Regions from separate parts of the Mus musculus genome. Here region 1 is linked to region 2. The links are chromatin loops, found by intact Hi-C in ENCODE. Cell type or tissue: gastrocnemius. All regions are shown on one strand. Each heading gives the region's core, and the rest is flanking DNA. Links, peaks and the distances in the headings are about the cores only.

Evidence for each region. A loop is a pair of places that touch in the nucleus more often than their neighbours do. Peaks named below come from ENCODE experiments on the same cell type or tissue, not always from the same donor. Only the 100,000 strongest peaks of a DNase experiment are listed, where the experiment ranks them.
Region 1: a loop joins it to region 2, with 4 times the contacts of the local background. A loop is called at or near these places in 2 of 42 quality-filtered maps.

What each region holds. Positions count from the first base shown.
Region 1 is chr10:95,793,919-95,804,059 of GRCm38, forward strand. It overlaps 4732465J04Rik (a long non-coding RNA gene), which reads left to right. Exons shown (of 5, transcript XR_380952.1): 5 at 888-1,066. Among named protein-coding and RNA genes, the nearest start is that of Gm33377, 18 kb to the right of the region's middle. In gastrocnemius, for the core only: a CTCF peak has its summit at 4,627 (motif pointing right); DNase peaks (open chromatin) are centred at 6,972 and 7,699; H3K27ac peaks cover 4,512 bases.
Region 2 is chr10:95,852,262-95,862,402 of GRCm38, forward strand. The region is part of intron 3 of Gm33377 (a long non-coding RNA gene); the gene reads left to right. Among named protein-coding and RNA genes, the nearest start is that of Gm33543, 14 kb to the left of the region's middle. In gastrocnemius, for the core only: a CTCF peak has its summit at 6,121; no DNase peak of the experiment used is centred there; H3K27ac peaks cover 230 bases.

The DNA of each region.
Region 1 (10,141 bases), core at 1,337-9,336, 58 kb before region 2:
GCTACCATGTGAGCAGTCAGTGCTTTTAACTGCTGAGCCATCTCTCTAGTCCCTTACCCCTCTCAGTTGAAGACTGTGAAAATGGCCTCTTAGAGTCGACGCTTCGCCGGGCCATGGTGGTGCACACCCGGAAACTTGGAATCTTAGGGGTCAGAGGCAGGATGATTGCCATTACATTTGGTCTCCATAGTGAGTTCATGGTCAGCTAGGGCTGCAGAGTGAGATCCTGTCTCAAATATGGAGGGAGGAAGAGCTGTTGAGAAGGTGTGGTGGGTCAAAGTGCTTGCTGTGAATACACGAGGACCTGATTTGAGTCCCTGTGCAACACCTGTGCAACACCTGAGCCTGGCCACCTATGCCTGTGACTCCAGTACTGACGGTAGAGATAGGCCTATCTCCAGGGCTTGGTAGCCAGCCAGTCTTGTCTAAGTGGATGGCTAGTTACAGGTTCAGGGAGAGACATTATCTTAAAAAGTAAATTAAAGAGCAGCTTAGGAAGACACCTCAAATTCTCCCATAGCTTCCATACATGTACATATAGTCAGCTATATTTGCATGCTTATGTGTGTATGCACGCACGCATTCGCAAACACACACACACATACACAGTGTGCATGTATGTGCGTATCTCTGTCTGTCGATCTATCTATCTATCTACCGATCTATCTATCTATCTATCTATCTATCTATCTATCTATCGATCTACCTATCTACCTACCTACCTATCATGCTTTCTCTGTCTGTCTACCTGCCTAACTATCGTCTACCTACCTACTTATCAAGCTATCTCTCTTTTCAACACAGAACATACTTTCTTAAATGTTTCTTTCTCTTGCAGTGGCTGGCTCACATTCAACACACCATCTTTTTTTTTTCTTCTATTTCAGAGACTGGGATCACTGTCTGGAACCACAGGCCGCCCTCTGAAGGCTGGAGAGGTGGTGACAGCTGAACAAATGATGGCGCTACGAGTCCATGGGTTAGGTTACCTGGGCATGGGAATCCCCATATAGCCAATGCCTTCTCGGGTATTAAGTGTCAGATAAACACAGCTCCTCAACTGCTACCCTGTGAATGTGTGTCATCGCCTGCTGGAAGCCGATGCCATGTGCTGTTTACTTGGTGTGGAGGACAGAAACTATACCTTTCTGGAGTATTTCAGATTCCAAGGTCTAATCCTGGACAGCAGGGCCACTGCAATATCTGGATCTCATTAAGAGTCTTGATAGGACATGACCTCCTAAGACTCACCTTGTGCAGCCAAATGCTGCAGGAAACAGTGAGGCTTGGGTTGCAGGCGCGCAGATCGCCTTTCCATGGTCACCGAAAGGTCTTAGGGTCTGATCTTTTGTCTCATGGTCTACTTTGTGTGTGGGGAAAGCCATCCTTTAAGCTAAAGCCCGTAGAAAGGGGAGAGGGTCCAGAGACATCAAGCTATCAGCCCCATCTTGAAAGGTCTTATGGGAACAGGAAATAAATCTAGGGTTTCATTTCTGATTCAGCTTTCTTTACCTATTAAAACTCAGAGAGAAAGCAGGGTGTCGCTAAGTGACAGAATACTTGCCTGGCATGTGCAAAGGCCCTGGATTCAAGTCCTAGTACCACAAAGTAATAGCACCAGTGAAATCAAAGGCAAGTAGACAGAAGTCCCGACTGCTGACCAGAGTTCATCTTTCTGGTCCTTAACTTGGTTTCCTCACTGCTGGGACGAGGAAGTTGCTTGTTTTGTTGTGTCTTTTTCTTAGGAGGAAGTTACCTTATTTCCTGGCCCTGACCACTAGCTGGAGTCAACATTTGGATGCTGCTCCATGCAGATGACCCCTGCCAAGCAGATCAAGTCTTCATCATGTGGTTAACAGTGGCAACCATGAGTCGGACATGATCTCATGTTCAGGGGATGTAGGGAGAGACAGGAGCTGGACTCTGAAACTAGAATACTGAGTTCGAATCCCAACTTTGTTGTTTCTTGGCTATATGACCATCAACAAGTTCCTTAGCTTCTCTGTCGCTCAATTTCCTGGTTTTTAAAAGGAGTTAAATGTATTGCTTAAAAAGTAGATGACTTCAGAAGGCATCAGTGGCATAAAACAGTTATGTGTCATATTGTGAGGTATTCTCTCTCTCTGTATCTGTCTGTCTATCTCTGTTTGTTTTTTTTTTTTTTGAGACAGGCTTTTTCTGTCTAGCGTTGGTTGTCCTGGAACTCCTCTAGACTAGGCTGACCTTGAACTCACAGAGATCTGCCTGCCTCTACCTCCTGAGTGCTGGGATTGAGGGCATTTACCATCACCACACAGCTCTGTTTCTTACTTTACATGCATGATGAACTCAACAGCCATTAAAAAAAAAGTGTTGTAATCCAGGAGGTAGTGTCGAACACCTTTAATCCCAGTACTGGAGGCAGAGGCAAGTAGATCTCTGAATTAGAGGACACAGAGAAATCCTGCCTCAAAAACAAACAAACAAACAAGCAAGCAAACAAACAAACAAACAAAAAAGTATTGTAGTGTTGTACATATGAAAATGTCACAATGTAACCCATTACTGTGTGTCTTATTTAGGGTTTTACTGCTGTGAACAGACACCATGACCAAGGCAAGTCTTACGAAAGACAACATTTAATTGGGGCTGCCTTACAGGTTCAGAGGTTCAGTTTATTATCATCAAGGCAGGGACATGACAGAATCCAGGCAGGCATGGTGCAGGAGAAGCTAAGGTTTCTACATCTTGGAAGGCTGCTAGTAGAAGAATACTCAATTCCAGGCAGCTAGGATGAGGGTTTTAAGCCCACGCCCACAGGGACACACCTACTCCAACAAGGCCACACCTCTTAATAGTGCCACTCCCTGGACCAAGCATATATAAACTATCACATTATGTGTAATTAATTTATGCTAATGAAATATGCCCACCATATGGAGCTCTTTGGTTTAATTTCAATGTGCATGTTTGGGGGAGGTCACAAAACTAGCAAGGAGACTATGAGAAAGGAAGAAGAGATCTAAAGAATGGGGAGGGGCAATAGGGATGTGAAATACATGGATTGAAAGTGAACGGGGCCTATGAAGGGGAAGACATTGGTCCAACAAGAGAGGTGGGGGGCACAGGAAGAGGGTGGGAGAGTGGAACCAATAAGAGCAGGGCTTATGTGAAAATGCTCTGATGAAGTCATTGCTGTATGAGCTAACCTAACAAACGCAGAACAAGATAAATGAAAGTGGGAAAGGCCCCATGTTTAGATCAAGCCAAGTGAATGAAAAAAATTGGCACAACTTAGTTTAGGATTAATGTTGCCGCATATTAAATACTGATGTCCCGTTCATGGCTCCCGAAGTGTGGATGGAAGAAAGCTTGTGTTCTTGGTGTGGAGACACAGGATGGTACAGTACCCTTGGTTTCTGCAGAAGCTCTGAGATGCAAGGAGTCCCACAAGGTCATGAGTAAAGGAGATGTTGATCCCATTTTTCTTCCACCACCAGGATGTAGAATCCAAAAGGGAAAAACATCCTTGATAGAAAAATATTCAATGGCCTTTCAATACTAATAATTACAGAGTTGCACGCTTCGATGTATGAAGCACCTGCCCTCACATAGGAGTTTTATGTGAGGCTGAGAATTAATATACTTAGAGATATAACCCCTAGAATAGACCGTTGTCTTTAAGTGAAGTCAGTTTGAAATGGGGCCTGCGATGCACAAAGTTTGAAGCCATTATATTATCCTATAATTCTGTTTCCTTGTTTTGCTTACCTGCTTTATGGTCCACAAAAGACACTAATTACAGTCTTCCCATGCATGGAGAGACTGGTGCAGGGAGTAGAAGAGAGCAGATTAAAAGCCTGCTGTAGAACCTTGTTCTCCGGGGCCATGAGTCTGGCCAGCCCTTACACTTTAGCATCCCGAGTAAAGCTGGCCAGGGAAATGTCTCCCTCTCTGTAAACATATGACCTGCAAAGTTAATGGGAAGCCGCTGATGTTCCTCCCCAGAATAGAATCCTGGGTTAATGAAAGTCAGTAGGCATTCCTCCCAGATGTCCAAAAAGAAATGGAAGTGTCGTTGCTCTCATTTTAAAAGCCGCAGATTAGGAAAACCTAGTTTAAAGTTATCTAAATGATAACTAGACACTAATTTCAGGCAGAAAAACACAGGCCACCTTTCCGAATCTGTTACATGAGCCTCTCTCCTAGGCTCTGCAGTTCCAAGTTCTCACTGGTATTTAGACGGGGGTTACAGTATCCGTGTCGTTCTGGATATGGAAGGTGACACTGTGCCCATCAGCTCTGTTGATGGATATATTAAACATCATCCGACTAGCAAGCGTCCCATCTAGTCATACTGCCCCCAGCTTATTAACCAGGTGTTGCGTAAGAGAGGAAAGGATGTTCCCAGTGTGCTGTCAGTAGGACACAAATCTCCAGGTGACTTTCTTTTTTATAAAAAAAAATTAATTTATTTTATTTTATACATTTTACCTGCGTGTATCTATACATACACACATCTATCTATCTATCTATCTATCATCTATCTATCTATCTATCTATCTATCTATCTATCTATCTATCTATCTATCTATCTATCTATCTATCATATGTGTGCAGTTCCTAAGGAGGCCAGAAGGGGACATTATCAGATCCCATGGAAATGGAGTTACAGACAGTTGGGAGCTACCATGTGGGTTCTGGGAACCGAATCAGGTCTTCTGCAAGAGCAACAGTGTTCTTAACTGCTGAGCCACTTTTTTCAGCTCCATTGAGCTGCATTCTCAAATGGATCTACTTATTCATTTACTCATTATCTCAGTCCTTCAGCCTACATATATGCCCACGACAGTTCAGATTCTATATTAGAGGCCATGTTTCAGGGGTTACTGTGATGCCACAGCTATTCTAGGTGGCTAATAGTGTAAGCAAGATTCCTTTGGATCTTTAAATCTATAGTGCATGTGAAGTTGGGCTTAAGGGATCTAGAAATCCCTTGAAATTAAGTACACTAATGGATCTGAATGCACACAGAAACATTTTCTAGAAACAAAGATCCCTATCTTTCATCATAATGTTAAGGAACTTAGGACCCAAAGATGATCAAAGAGTATTGATGTAGAAGGAAAGAAAGCCTAAGCTATCTATTTATTGATCGAACGATAGATAGATAGATAGATAGATAGATAGATAGATAGATAGATAGATAGATAGATAGATTGTGAGAGAGAGAGCAAGGAGAGAGAGAGAGAGGAAAGGGGAGAGGGGGAGAGGGTAGAGAGAGGAGAGGAGAGAGAGGGGAGAGGGAGGAAAGAGGAGAGAGGAGAGAAAGGAGAGAGAGGAGAGAGGGGAGAGGAGAGAGAGGGGAGAGGAGAGAGAGGAGAGAGGAGAAGGGTGAGGGATGAGGGGTGAGGGGAGAGGAGAGAGAGAACATGAGTTAGTTGAATTGGGCTGAAAACCAGAGAGATAGAATTCTGGCTCTGACTCCCATCCCTTACTGGTTATATAAGCTTGGGGCAGCAATTTCAATGCTCTGGGCCATAGTCTTTCGTTAATTTAAAATGAGGTATTAAACCCACTCGGTCTGTGTTTGTCAGAAGGCCTAAATAAGATATAATACATGTGAAAATGCTACACTGTAAATTTCTAAAGCCAAACAAGGCTTGCAGAAATTACTGCTTTAGTTTGGGGCATTATTGGGAGAACAGAACCATTCATTAGCAACACCGCACTTTCCTATCATTAAATATGTTGTTTGTCCTCTCAAGGTCTTTATTCATGGATTAAAAATAAATCTGTTATGCATTTTGTTTCAAAGGGCATCTGATAAGGCTTTAAAAGTTTAAAACTATAAACTGAATAGTAAAAGGAGCAACTGAAAGTTAATGGAGCAGGACTTGTCAGGAGAGAGAGAGACTATATGCTGAATTCGAGATAACATCCATCTCATTTGCAAGGAGGAAATCTCTAACCCTCAGAATTATGCTAGAAATTTCCCAAGGGGTTGATTGGTACAATGCCCATGGTTTGATTAAATTCTTCACAGGACTTTTGGCCATGGGCACCCAAGGTTCCGGAACAATTATGATTAAAAAAATTTACTCATGCCAAGTCAGTTACAGGAGCAAGAGCTCCTGCCCCAAGTTTAGCCTGGTGGGATGATGCCTGCGATTTAGTCTTTCACATAGCAAAGTAACACAGTCTCCCTTTGGGGTCCTCTGACTCACTGTGCATCTAGATTATTAGGCTACTCATGCTTAAACAGTTCATCCTCTTGAGTATTTCTGAACTGTTTGCTTCCACGGTCAGGGTTAGGGTTAGGGTTAGGGTTAGGATTAGTGGGCTCCTCGAGAGTTTAAACCCATATTCTTAAAATACAGCTCTGCAGTGGACAGTTTAGAAAGTGGCCTAGCCTCCTCACCAAGGTAGAATTCTGAACAGGAAGGACCTATCCAGGTTCCCTTTCTGGCTTTTAAAGTTCGGCAAGATACAGTGTGATGGGTTGTCATCTGTTGGGGAGAAATACTTGATGTGATTGCTTAACTTCAGATATTATGAAGCCAACGGAGTGGTGTGGTGATGACTATATTTTAGGCCCATTATCAGATTCTTATTCATTTTTTTTTTTTTTGCAATAAGAACTACAAGACACCCCCAGAGCTATATTCATGATCCATTTCATTTAGCTAGGGTTTTGGAGATAATGTTCAACCAACATTGTGAGTAAAGACCCTTGAGAGGCTTGTATCTGAATCTTAGCTTCACTACTGACTAGCCATGACCTGCATCAAACTAATTTTGCTGAGGCTCCAATTTATAGTCAGTACAATGGGCTCAATGATAGCACCCCTTAGTAGAGGGTATTGAGAAGACCGAAAGAAGCAGAGGGCTCTCCGTTAAAGTGTTAACAGGGGGCCTGGAGCCTGAAGTGTGATCAGTGCCTTGTAGCATTTGGTGTTAGCCAAGGGAAGAGTGTGGGACCAGCTCCAGGCTGCAGCCTATTTGATGTGCTCCCTGTCATCCTGTGGCAAGGGCTCTGAGCTGAGTCTTTGTCCTTCTCCAAGCTTTATTAGTCACTGCAGACTGTCATTCTCTGTTTAAGCTTCAAGAACAACGGCTGCCTAATGTAGGTCTCTTTCTTTACCCTGAGTTGGAGTTGGGTTCCTATATCTGGACACTGGACTCTTTATCACAATGATTCTGCATGACACAGTGGTTGGAGGCAGAGGACATAAAACCCTCAGAGACAAGAGACCCCTCCCCTCTCTCTCTCTCTCTCTCTCTCTCTCTTTTTTTTTTTTTTTTTTTTTTTTTGCTGGCGTTGCAAACTGGAAAACAATTTCCCAGCCACCCTTGCCTCACGCTGCAGCAGAGGCTCAGACTTTGTGGTGTAATCATTTCATGCCCAGAGCTATGCAGCAGAAGGCAATTTACTGTTGGATCTTGAAATGGCTCCATTAAATGAATGCCTTTTGATTTAATAATCATTAGCGTCACACAAGACGCTGACTCTTAAGTATGGGCTTGGGGGAGAGGTGAAGCCTGGAATGCACTTTTCATGCTCTGTATTTTCGAGGTAGGCTTCTGTCTGAATTGACATCTCTTGAGCCAGCTCAGAGGGAGTGTGCATTTTCGGTTGCATTAGAGATCATGTGCATCACAAGAAGACTGGCTTCTGGTTGGGCTGGTGTGCTACTGTGAATACAGAGGGTGTGCCAGAGCCTCACTCTGGGCTGAGAGGTTCCTGCTGAGCTGGGTTTGCTGGGCCAGCTAGCAAGCTGGGGAACAGGGAGAGTGAACTATTTCTGGAACACTTGTAACCAGGCCTGGTGCTAGTCCCAGGGTCTCTTGCTGCACTAGAAGAAGGCAGAGCTCTCTTTCTCTGAAGTCATGACTCTTTTGGACTTGGGTTCCTGACTTCTGTCCATCTTCTCCCAGTCTGGTTGTATTTGAGTCCAGGAGTTAATGAGAATCATACCCAATCCACTAGATCAGTGGAATACATTTGTCACAGGGAATGAGGAGTCCCCAAGAACTAAGAATTTCAGTGTAGCTTGAAATGTTAATATAGTCTAATGCTGTGCTTTTGAAACAGGCACTTAGAAGCATTGCACACACTAGCAAGATTTTGCTGAAAGGACCCAGATATAACTGTCTCTTGTGAGGCTATGCCAGGGCCTAGCAAACACAGAAGTGGATGCTCACAGTCAGCTAGTGGAGGGATCATAGGACCCCCAATGGAGGAGCTAGAGAAATTACCCAAGGAGCTAAAGGGATCTGCAACCCTATAGGTGGAACAACATTATGAACTAACCAGTACCCCGGAGCTCTTGTCTCTAGCTGCATATGTAGCAGAAGATGGCCTAGTCAGCCATCACTGGAAAGAGAGGCCCATTGGACTTGCAAACTTTATATGCCCCAGTACAGGGGAATGCCAGGGCCAAAAAGTGGGAGTGGGTGGGTAGGGGAGTGGGGGGAGGGTATGGGGGCCTTTTGGGATAGCATTGGAAATGTAAATGAGGAAAATACCTAATAAAAATATTTTTAAAAAAAAGAAAAAAAAAAGAAGCTTTGGTTGTTGGAAAAGCACTGAGTCCTCACTTGGCTCAAAAGACAACTAAACATGGGGTAAACGCCTGGTTCCTCTGGTTCTTTTTCTTGTCGTCTTTCTATCTCTTTCCCTTTTACTAAAAGCACAGAGATAGCATTGCTTTGGTTTTGTTTTGTTGTTGTTTTTGATACAGGGTTTCTCTGCGTAGCCCTGGCTGTCTTGGAACTCACTCTGTAGACCAGGCTGGCCTCAAACTCAGGGAGTTCACCCATCTTTGTCTCCCAAGTGCTGGGATTAAAAGCATGAGCCGCCATCACCTGATTGCTCTTAACCTTTCCTCTTAAGTCCCATTGGACTCTTGGAATAGCAGGACCATACAGAACTGAGCCCTCTCCACATGAAGGCCGTTATCCAGGAAAGGGAGGTAGCATCACAGAACAGGTCATGGCAGGGATAACTGAGACATGGCCAACCAGAACATCCTGCTTAGTAAATCACACTCCTGGCTGTGTCCAGTTCTTCCTCTGCTCAGCAAACCTCATGTCAAAAGCCCAACACTGGACTTGGGGGGGGCGGTCACTGGACCCCTGCATTTGTCTCTTTTCCCACTGTGGCCCACATTGGATAAATCCCTCTCTGCTTTGCACTGCTACTCAGACTGTCCTGGAACTCTATAGACCAGGCTGCCCTCGAACTCAGGGTCTTTGCCTGCCTCTGTCTCCTGAGGGCTGAGTTGATTGGCACACTGGGTGTGGGTGGCTGAGTCCAGCCAGTTTGGGCCACTGAATCCTGAGGCTTTTGCTGTAAAAACTCCAACTAGGTCCCATCTTAGGGTTTTATCACTGTGAAGAAAAGCCATAGCCACAGCAGCTCTTATAAAGGGAACCATTTAGTTGGTGTCTTAGTCAGGGTTTCTATTCCTGCACAAAACATCATGACCAAGAAGCAAGTTGGGGAAGAAGTGTTTATTCAGCTTACACTTCCACATTGGTGTTCATCACCAAAGGAGGTCACACAGGGCAGGAACTTGGAGGCAGGAGCTGATGCAGAGGCCATGGAGGGGTGCTGCTTACTGTTTTGCTTCACCTGGATTGCTCAGCCTGCTTTCTTATAGGACGCAGGACCACCAGCCCAGAGATGGCACCACCCACAATAGGCCTTCCCACCCTTGATCACTAATTGAGAAAATGCCTTACAGCTGGATTTCATGGAGGCATTTCTTCAGGGGAGGCTCCTATCTCTGTGATAACTCCAGCTTGTGTCAAGTTGGCACACGAAACTAGCCAGTACACTTTGGGGCTGGCTTACAGTTCAAGAGGTTCAGTCCGTTATTGTCTTGGCAGGAAGCATGGTAGCATGCAGCCAGACATGGCACTGGAGAAGGTCTACATCTGATTCAGCAGGCAGCAGGAAGGAAGAGTGACACTAGGCCTGGATTGAGCTTCTGAAAACCTCAAAGCCCACTCCCAGTGACATACTTCCTTCCAACAAGACCACACCCACTTTAATAAGGCCACACCTCCTAATAATACCACTTCCTCTGAGCCTTACGGAGGACGGGGGGGGGGCAATTCTCATTCAAACCATCTCAGACTCCATACTCATATGGTG
Region 2 (10,141 bases), core at 1,442-9,441:
GAGGAGTCTTAAACAGCAGAGTAAGCAAAAGGTTGTCAGAAAAAAGTATCTTGTATTGCACTATATTCCTCCATTAACACGAAATTTTATATGCAGAATACAATACACATATACGCATATATGTCTACATACACACACATTAAACAAAGCCACAGGGAGTACAATCTGACAGTTTTGGGATCTGTGGTTAAGAATAGTAACTGTGGCCGGGCATGGTGGCGCACACCTTTAATCCCAGCACTCGGGAGGCAGAGGCAGGCAGATTTCTGAGTTTTCTGGTCTACAAAGTGAGTTCCAGGACAGCCAGGGCTATACAGAGAAACCCTGTCTCAAAAAACAAACAAACAAACAAAAAGAATAGTAACTGTGATGGTTTGTATATGCTCGGCCTAGGGAGTGGCACTATTAGAAGATGTAGCCCTGTTGGAGTAGGTGTGTCACCGTGGGTATGGGCTTTAAAACCCTCAGCGTAGCTGCCTGGAAGTCAGTATTCTACTAGCAGCCTTCAGATGAAGATGTAGAACTCTCAGCTCTGCCTGCACCATGCCCGTCTGGATGCCACCATGTTCCCACCTTGATGATACTGAACTGAACCTCTGAACCTGTAAGCCAGCCTCAATTAAATGTGGTCCTTTATAAGACTTGCCTTGGTCATGGTGTCTGTTCACAGCAGTAAAACCCTAACTAAGACAATAACCAGCTGAAAAGGAGCTCAAGGAAAATTGAGGGTGGGGGTAGGGTGACGGAAACATTCCAAAACATGTTTGTGACTGTTCACACTTCTAAAGGTGGATTTTATTGTGAATAAGTTATACTTTAATATAGCTTTCAAAAACATTATTTAGTACTGAGCGGTTGTTGTCTAGACTACAGGGGGCCTGGTTTCAACGTCTAGCACTGAAAAACAAGTATAAGCCAAAATAATATGTGCAAAGCCAGTGTCGGCAGCTAGGAAGAAGTTTGCAGACACAAAGGGGGTGGGGGTGGGGGTGGGGGGGCTTCTGAGGTTTTTCCAGGAGAAACTTTCACTCACAGCTACACCCCAGAAATCTGCCCACATCTTAGGATGCCACATCTGACAGGACATCTGAAGTACTGAGCATCAGGAATAGCTCTTTTATCATCCATGCAGAAACTTCTGTCAGAAGCCATCAGAGGTGGTGAGCTGTGGACTCCTGCTTTATCTGGAGAGATAAAACCTGAGGGGGATTCTCCTCAGCTGCTCCCTGGAGCCCTTGGGTGAGAGGGGAAAGACCTATGTGGTGGCCCACCTCTTGCTGCGTTTGGCTACGTGTTAGGTTGTATGTTCTCTTAACTTTGAAGTCTCTAGTCTGTTACAACGCTTCTTCCTAGGGTATTGAGTTTCCTCTGAGGACGCTGTCTCTGAAAGCTGCAGCAAAGACATTTGATGTTCTGGGGAAGCTGGAGCCTCTAAGACAGTGGTTCTCAACCCCTTGGGGTCACCCACCCTAAGATTGTCTGCATATCGGGTATTTACATTATGATCTATAACAGCTGCAAAATTACAGTTAGGAAGTAGCAGTAAAAATAACTTTATGGCTGGGGGGTTACCACAGCATTAAAGGGTTGCAGCGATAGGAAGATTGGGAACCACAGCTCTAAGGCAACCCAAGCAGTAGAAAGCCAAGGTTTATTTCTGTTAGGAAACCCGAGCTCATCTTCCCTCTCCAATCCCACACTCGCACATTTTTTATCAGCTTTTACCTAGCTGTGGTCTCTCCCAGGAGCCATCAAAGACTTTTCCCTTAAACTCTCCCTGAGCATCTTTTTTTTTTTTTTTTTTTTAAGATTTATTTTATTATACATAAGTACACTGTAGTTGTCTTCAGACGCACCAGAAGAGGGCATCAGATCTCATTATGGGTGGTTGTGAGCCACCATGTGGTTGCTGGGATTTGAACTCAGGACCTTTGGAAGAGCAGTCAGTGCTCTTACCCGCTGAGCCATCTCTCCAGCCCCCTATCTGAGCATCTTATAGTCTCCCTGTCTGAGCATTTTACACTCTACCTGTCTGAGCATCTTACAATCTCACTGAGGTTTTCTTTCCATATCGTTAGAATCATGTGATAAATCAACAAAATCTGAGTGCTACAATCTAGGGCCGTGTTTTTCCAAGATGTCTTCCTCAAGATGAAGGGGAGTTGGTGCTTAGTAGGAAATGGGTATCCTGGCCAAATGCATTTAGAAAACGCCAATTCACCAGGGTTCTATACACTATGTATTCTGAGCAGGTTTGGTACACTCACCCTGATAGTGAGCACAGATGCCATGGGGTGGGGATTGGTAAAATGTGGAGAGGCAGTTATTTGATTTTCTTTCAGATTATAGAAAAACAATAAGAATATATCAAATAGAAATATCTCATTTGACATTTTATTTTTCTGGACAGGGTCTCACTCTGTAGCCCAGGCTGACCAGGATCTCCTGGCAATCCTCCTGATTCTGTCTCTTGAGTACTGGGATTATAAGTGTGAGTCATCACACTGGGCTTGGCATGAACTTAGGTACATATGTAAATTTAAAGGTTCCTGCAACTATCGTCAGAAAGGTAAAAACAAGCAAACAAACAAAAAAACAAAACAAAACAACCAACCAACCAACCAACCAACAAATCAAATCAAACAGGTGAACTATTTATAAGCAGGCTTCTGTTTTGTTTTCTGACTTAAGTCGGGCTCTCATTTTGTAGCCCAGGTTGGCCTCAAACTAGCAATAGCAATGTAGTTCAGGTTGACCTGGAGATCCTCCTGCCTCTGTTCCAGAATGCTGCTGTTATGCTAAGTATGAGTTACAATGGCTGACTTGAGCATTCTTGATTTCAAAGCAGTTGTAGGTTTTTGTAGCCAAACTGAACAAAAGTACTGGAGTTTACACATAGCCTCTGCCTCAAATCTGCCTTGCTTCTGCTCCTATCCCTTTTCTGATGATCTATTTTTATTTAGCTCAGTAGGTAAAAAGACCATTATTTATTTATTTATTTATTTATTTATTTATTTATTTTTTGGGTTTTTTGGTTTTTCGAGACAGGGTTTCTCTGTATAGCCCTGGCTGTCCTGGAGCTCACTTTGTAGACCAGGCTGGCCTCGAACTCAGAAATCCGCCTGCCTCTGCCTCCCGAGTGCTGGGATTAAAGGCGTGCGCCACCACGCCCGGCTAAGACCATTATTTAAACATCAATCAATGTAACATGATTGAAGGGATGTGCTGCATGTCTGTTTTGCCTTTTCTGTACACTGTTTTGGTCTCTTCATTTGAAAATGTAGCCTGAGCCCTACTGCAAATGCTTGCCAGTCACATGTGGCCACTGGCTCCTGTGTGACTGCAGGTGTAGAGGGCTGGAGTCTGGAAAACCCGGTTCCAGGAACAGGGTTGGGGAATGCTGGCTAAGTTTCATCCTGCAGTCACACAAATGTATTTCAGGACCCTGAAATTCTGCAGTGATTTTTCCGTGAAATACAGGCAATGCTATACATAATGCACAAATTTCATGACTCCAGGGGGGCAATTCATCCCACTACACCATGATTCTAGCACAAATCTTTTCCTTCATAGGAGGGAGAAGTCCAGTTTCCTTCCTGTGCCCTTTGGGAGTACAGCTTTGGATTCCTTGTCAACTGGGTTAGAATGGGGCTTTGTCTAGGGACCCAGAAGACTTCGTTAGCCTGGATGCCTCAGCTTGCCATTCTACTTGGAGCTTTTTAGAATCATGTGTTGTGATCCTTAAGATTTGCAGGACTTCTCCAGACTAGCTTTTCTTGTTCACATCCAAGTCTGTCAGGCAGAGTGCCTGAGGATTCCTGACCATAGACTGTTGTGATGGGCGATGGTCTTTGGGCCTGAGGGTAAAAAGGGAAAAGAAAAAAAACAAACAAACAAATGAAAAAAACCAGAGTCTTGAAGCTCCCAGATGTCTTAGTTATTGTTCTATTGTTGTAAAGAGAAAATATGATAAAGGCATCGCTTATAAAAGAAAAACACTTAACAGGGTAAAAATGTTCTTGATTTAAGAAGGTAGTAAGAATCCATGGCCATCACAGTGGGAAGCACACAGGTGCGGTGTTGGGGTAGTAGTTGAGTGCTTTACATCCTGATCCATAGAAAACTGGCAGAGAGAGAGAGAGAGAGAGAGAGAGAGAGAGAGAGAGCACCTGAGCCTGGTGTGGCCTTAGGCCATCCCTAGTGACACACCTCCTCCAACATGGCCAAACCTCCTGATCTTTCCATCAACTGGGGTCAAACATTCAAATATGCTCCTATGGGAACTGTTCCTATCTGTTCCAAACTACCACACCATGTATTCACAAACAAACGCTTACTGATCACCTACCAAGTGACAGTCCCTGTTACTGGTGCTGGGACACATCAAAAGACAAAGTTCTATGGGTGCTGAAAGATTCTAATGACAAAAGACAGATGAATTGCATAAGTACGGGTAGATTGGAGAGAAGTAGATTAATTTATTCTTTAGTTAAGGCTGTAATTGAAGGAAAGAGGGAACCAATTCAAGAACAGTTCTCTTAGCCTCTGTCCATTATCCATTGATATAAAATGGTACCTTTAATTAAATGATGCATCCTCCCATATGCCTTGACTCGTGTTTAGGTTATATATAATCGCCAACCCAATATAAATGTTGCATAAGCAGTTGTTAAGCTTATTGTTTGGGAAAAAATGACATGTCAGTACAGATTATGTGTAATAAATATTATATATCTATATATAGAAAGAAGAGCAGGGAGTCTTACTGTGTGACTTTGGCTGGGCTTGGAACCAGAGAGATCTACTTGCTTCTGTTTACTGAGTGCTGGGATTAAAAGCATCACCAATCTCAGCTCAGACTATGCATATATAATATTATATATAATAAATATATATAACATATATTTTATAGTGCTGGGTGCAGAACTTATAGAGAGTTAATGGCACACATTTATAAGTACATATAAATACACACATAATGCTATTTTCTTGTTTATTGTCACATGCTTTTGTACCTTCAGTACTTTTGTGAACATGTGGTCTTTCTATGTAGATAATGAAACTATTGAATGACAACCAAGGTGTGTGTTGCTCACACAGCTCTCTACTGAGTACACAGCATGGGCTCAACCATTTCAGGAGAAAGAGAGGCTTCGCTCTCCGACTGTTCAACTTACAAGAGGTATCAGGAGCAAAACGTGTCATAATGAGCTGGCTACTCACCAAAAGCAGCCCTCACTTAAATCTTTCTCACTCTGCTCCAGTTCCTATCCTGCCCAGCAAGTTGTCACTGTGTTGCTCATAGCCTGGCTTATTGTCAGATATAACACAAGCCTGAGACGATGGGAAGTTGAAACAGTCGTTACACAGGGGGATTTGCCAAATTTTCTGGATTTTGTGGAGTTGGTGAAAGCAATACAGAAAAACCACTGGGATTATATGCCACGGACACCTGAGAACTGGACCGTGGTCTCCCTGTCCATCGTGGAGGCAAAGGATGTTGGGAACAAAGACAAAGGTTTTAAAGGGAAGGGCTGGCTCAATATTAAGGGAACAGAAAAGTTGCTTAGAAACCTAACATTTCAGAATAGCTTTTTAGTGCATGTCCTATTAAAAAATCGAGTCAAGTGTGAAGAACGTTGTATAAGCCCCATGGTGGCACATGCCAATAACCCCAAAATTCGGGCAGCTGAGATAATGAGATGTCAACGTTAGCCTGGCTACACAGTGCAAACTTATCTCAGAACAAAACAATTCAGGGGCTGGGCTGGAGCTCAGTTGGTAAATTGCTTGCCTAGCAAGTTTAGTGCTTTGAGTCTGATGTCCAGCACTGTGGAATTGGCATGGTGGTAGAAATCATTAATCCCAACACTCAGAGTGGAGATGGGAGTCAGAAGTTCTGGGCCTTCCTTAGCTGCATAGCAAGTGTGAGATGAATCTGCGTTACATGAAATCCTGTAATTTTTTTTAAAAGAATGAATGAATAAAAGAAGAAAGAAAGGAAGGAAGGAGAGAGAGAGACAGAGACAGAGAGACAGAGAGACAGATACAAGTTCCTCAAGGTCACAGAGCTGGTTTGAAAGACCACATCTCCACTACACAACACTGCCTCCTAGAGGAAATACACGTGTCAACTCTTAACAAGTTTGGAAAAAAGCTGTTGTAAAACCCCATTTTTTTGCAGCCCTCACAGAAATAACTTTTTTCATTAAGCAGTCTCATCTCAGAGAATTTTTGAGTGACAGATGAGTGTAGTATCTTACTGCCTTGCCACTGTATATCATACAGGCTAAAACTTTCAAAGTCTGAATATCCCAACTGCTGCTAGTTAGAGCCTGTTATCTTGTTTTCTTCCTGTCTCCAGGGCCTATTGGGAAAATTAAGCACATCTGATAAACGTTCAGCATCTAGATACCTTACCTTGTAGTTCAGCTGGGAGGCAGACACTAAATAAAATAATAATAAGATAAAATAAAACCTTGCCGCTCACAATGATATGCTGCCTTTGTCTGCCTTTCAAGCAGAGGAAAGCTAACGACCACGTATGGCTCTAGGCAAGAATGCTGATTTGCAGTCTCTTCAGGAAATTGTAGAGCTTCCGAAGAAGACAATATTCGTAGTCAAAATAGATTAAGTTGAAGCCAAGGGCAGAGCTAATGATACTGTGTGTTTGGTTGGAAACAAGTAGCAGACGACTAAGCTATGATAGCAGACAGTCTGCCCTGTAATCCTCCTTTGTTCTTAGGTCCCTGTCACCCACAGGATGGAAAAAAAAATAACATTTTCTATATGAGTACTTCACATTTTTGCAGATGGGTCAGAAAAAAAAAATCATGCTCTATAAACAAATGGGATGCAGGGCAAGAGAGGCAAATGTGTGTCTTTGGGAAAGAGTGGGCCTTCACGCCGACGTTTTCAAAGGATGTAAGAAAATCCTACAGCATTCTCTAGGATTCCAGGGAGGCCACACTGCCTTACAGAAGGGGCTAGAGAGAGTGGCTTCTCTAATAAAGATGGGGTGTCAAGGGTAGTAGACTACCAGAAATTTGCTTTGTATTAAAATGAATTGTAGGCAAGGATTCACAGAAAGATGTATATATACACTTGTGTTTGTAGCAAAACTACTCATGATTGCCCGAAAGTGTAAGGACTCTGTGTCCATGAACAGATAAGGCAGAACAAAACCACAATACATTTATAACCTGGGACAAAAAGCAGCCTTATAAAGGAAGGATATTGTTTTATTATTATTATTATCCACTTATTTATTTTATTTATATGAGTACACTGTAGCTGTCTTCAGACACACCAGAAGAGGGCACCAGATCCAATTACAGATGGTTGTGAGCCACCACGTAATTGCTGGGAATTGAACTCAGGATCTCTGGAAAAGCAGTCGGTGCTCTTAACTGAGCCATCTCTCCAGCCCCATAGAAAGGATAATCCATAACTGAGATGCACCACACTTGAGTCTTCACACTGTGCTAAGCCAAATAAGTCAACCACAGAAGGAACGTGGCATTGATGAGTTCCTACAAAGCCAGGAAATAAAGCAAGGATGTTGTTAGTGTGCATCAGAATCCCTCAAAAGACTTGTTAAAGCAGTTTCCTGGGCACTCTCCTTAGCACTGCCTGTTGGGACACAGAATTGTACTTCTAAAAAGTTCTCTGATGGGGCTGATGATGCTACTTGGAAACCATGCTGAGAATTAACGAGCTAACCTGTGCTCTTATTTATTATAATGTAACAATAGGACTTGTTCTGTCTAAGGAAACTTGTAGGAACCACAGGGTAACTCGATGTGTTGAGAGGACTCAGTGGTGACAGTATGATGAACCAGTCACCTTGCAGGTGACTTTCTTTGCTCTAGCATATGGGCAGTTACTGATCTCTGTTAACTGAGTGTGACCGTTCAGATGTTTTCCACTGAAACATGTGGACAAAGACTCATAGCATCGTGACTCCTCATCAGCTTCTCCGGTCTATTCAGATAGTTTGTGAGGTCCCATTTAAGGATGATCCCTTGGGCCTTAAAACTGAGGTTAGATTAAACTCAGGGTTACGCAGGTTAGCATTTAATGATGCTCTAATTAGTTGACGAGAGGAATAAAGATATTTGGATATGGTTTGAGTGTGTCTCACAAAGATTTGTGTGTTTGGGATCTTGGTTCCTAGTGTGGCAATGTTAGGGTAGTAAGACCTTGAAGGCGTGAGATCTAGTGGGACATTGAAAGACTGGCCCGTTCTGCTTGATCGGTATCCTGATCAGTAACATGATTTATCCATCCTCACATCATCAGCTGTATTGAACAATGGTGTCCTCACCAGAGCTGAGCAACTGCCAAAGCCACACCCTTAAATCTTCAACATATGAGATAAATAAATCTTATATTTATAATGACATCCTTATAAATCTTATATTATAATGACATCAGGTGTTTTATTAACAAGAAGAAGAAGGAGAAGAAGAAGAAGAAGAAGAAGAAGAAGAAGAAGAAGAAGAAGAAGAAGAAGAAGAAGAAGAAGAAGAAGCCACAAGTGGTGGCATGGGTCTGTGATCCCACATTGGAGCAGAGGTTCAGTGCTGAATGAGACTGCATGGCATGACCCTGTCTCAAAGTCAAGGAAACAAAAGCAAAACCACGCCTCCAAAAAATATACAAAGGAAGAGGAGAGGGAGGAGGTAGAGAAGATGAAGAGGAAGAAGGAGGAGGGGTAGGGGTAGAGGAGGAAGAAGGAGGAGGAGGAAGAGGAAGAAGAAGAAGAAGAAGAAGACGAGGAGGAGGAGGAGGAGGAGGAGGAGGAAAGCAAGCAAGAGAAAGAAAGAAAGAAAGAAAGAAAGAAAGAAAGAAAGAAAGAAAGAAAGAGAGAAAGAGAGAGAGAAAGAGAGAAAGAAAGAAAGAAAGAGAAAGAAAGAAAGAAAGAAAGAAAGAAAGAAAGAAAGAAAGAAAGAAAGAAAAGGAAGGATTACTTCAGAAAATCAAATAGTTGTTATTACATTGGAAGGGCCAGATGATACATAGTAAAACTTTTGAAAATTTGTTTGGAAAAGTAACAGGACAGCATGAAAGTTCAAAGACAAAACATTTATGATGCTATCCAAGCTTCAATAGGACCACCTTTGTAGAATCTTAGAATGAATTGTCTCAGCAGTTCCACAGCTGAATATGAATAGTTTAATCTTCCTTCCTGCAACCCATGTCTCAGGTTTTAAAAATTCCACAATTTCTTCAGCATCACTTGACAATTTAGTCAAATCAAGACACTGGTCCTCTTTTTTCTTTTTTTTAAACTTATCTATTTGCTTTACACCCTGACCACAACTTCCCCTCCCTCAATTCCTCCCAGGCCTCCCTCACACTCCACTCTCCTCCCTTTCTCTTCAGAAGAGGGGAGCGCCCATGGAGATCGACTTGGCACATCAAGCTGCAGTAAGACTAGGTACAACTTCTATTGAGGCTAGGTGAGGCAGCCCGGGTGTGTGTGTGTGTGTGTGGGGGGGGGGGGATCCCAAAGGCAGGCAACAGAGACAACCCTGCTCTCATTGTTAGAAGTCTCACATGACACCCAGTTTTCTATTGGGATGCCTGCATTTCTGAAGGCCCTCATGGAGATATGCTACATCAGGAAGAAGTTGCTGTAGGAAAATAACAAAGGTCACTAGTGCTCTATTCTCTTCAAGAACACATTCATATGTTGCCCTAAAAATACCTATTTGTCCTTTGGCATTTGTGGCAGTCATCATGCTGTGACCGGTTGTGACATGTCCAAGCTCATGACAGAATGGCCCTTCCTGTCCTCCTTGAAGTGGCACGGGCCACTGACTTGCTTTGGCCCATGGAATATAAGGAGTGGGAACAGGCTAGGTAGAGATACCCTACCCTCCCCCAAGAATGCCATTATGAAGTTTGGTGATCTGTAAGGACCTGACATTGCAAATTTGAAGACAAAGGAGAAGCTGGGCTAGAGATGCCTATTAGAGTCTTCCAGGAAGTTAGACAGACCAACAGGTTTGTGATTTGCCTGAAGCCAACCCTCTGAGGCCTCAGAAAGGGAGCCCCTCTCTGGCAATTCAGTGCTCTGTATTTAGAGTGGATACTCAACTGAACCTTGTTTGAGTTACCTTGGGCTCTTACCTGG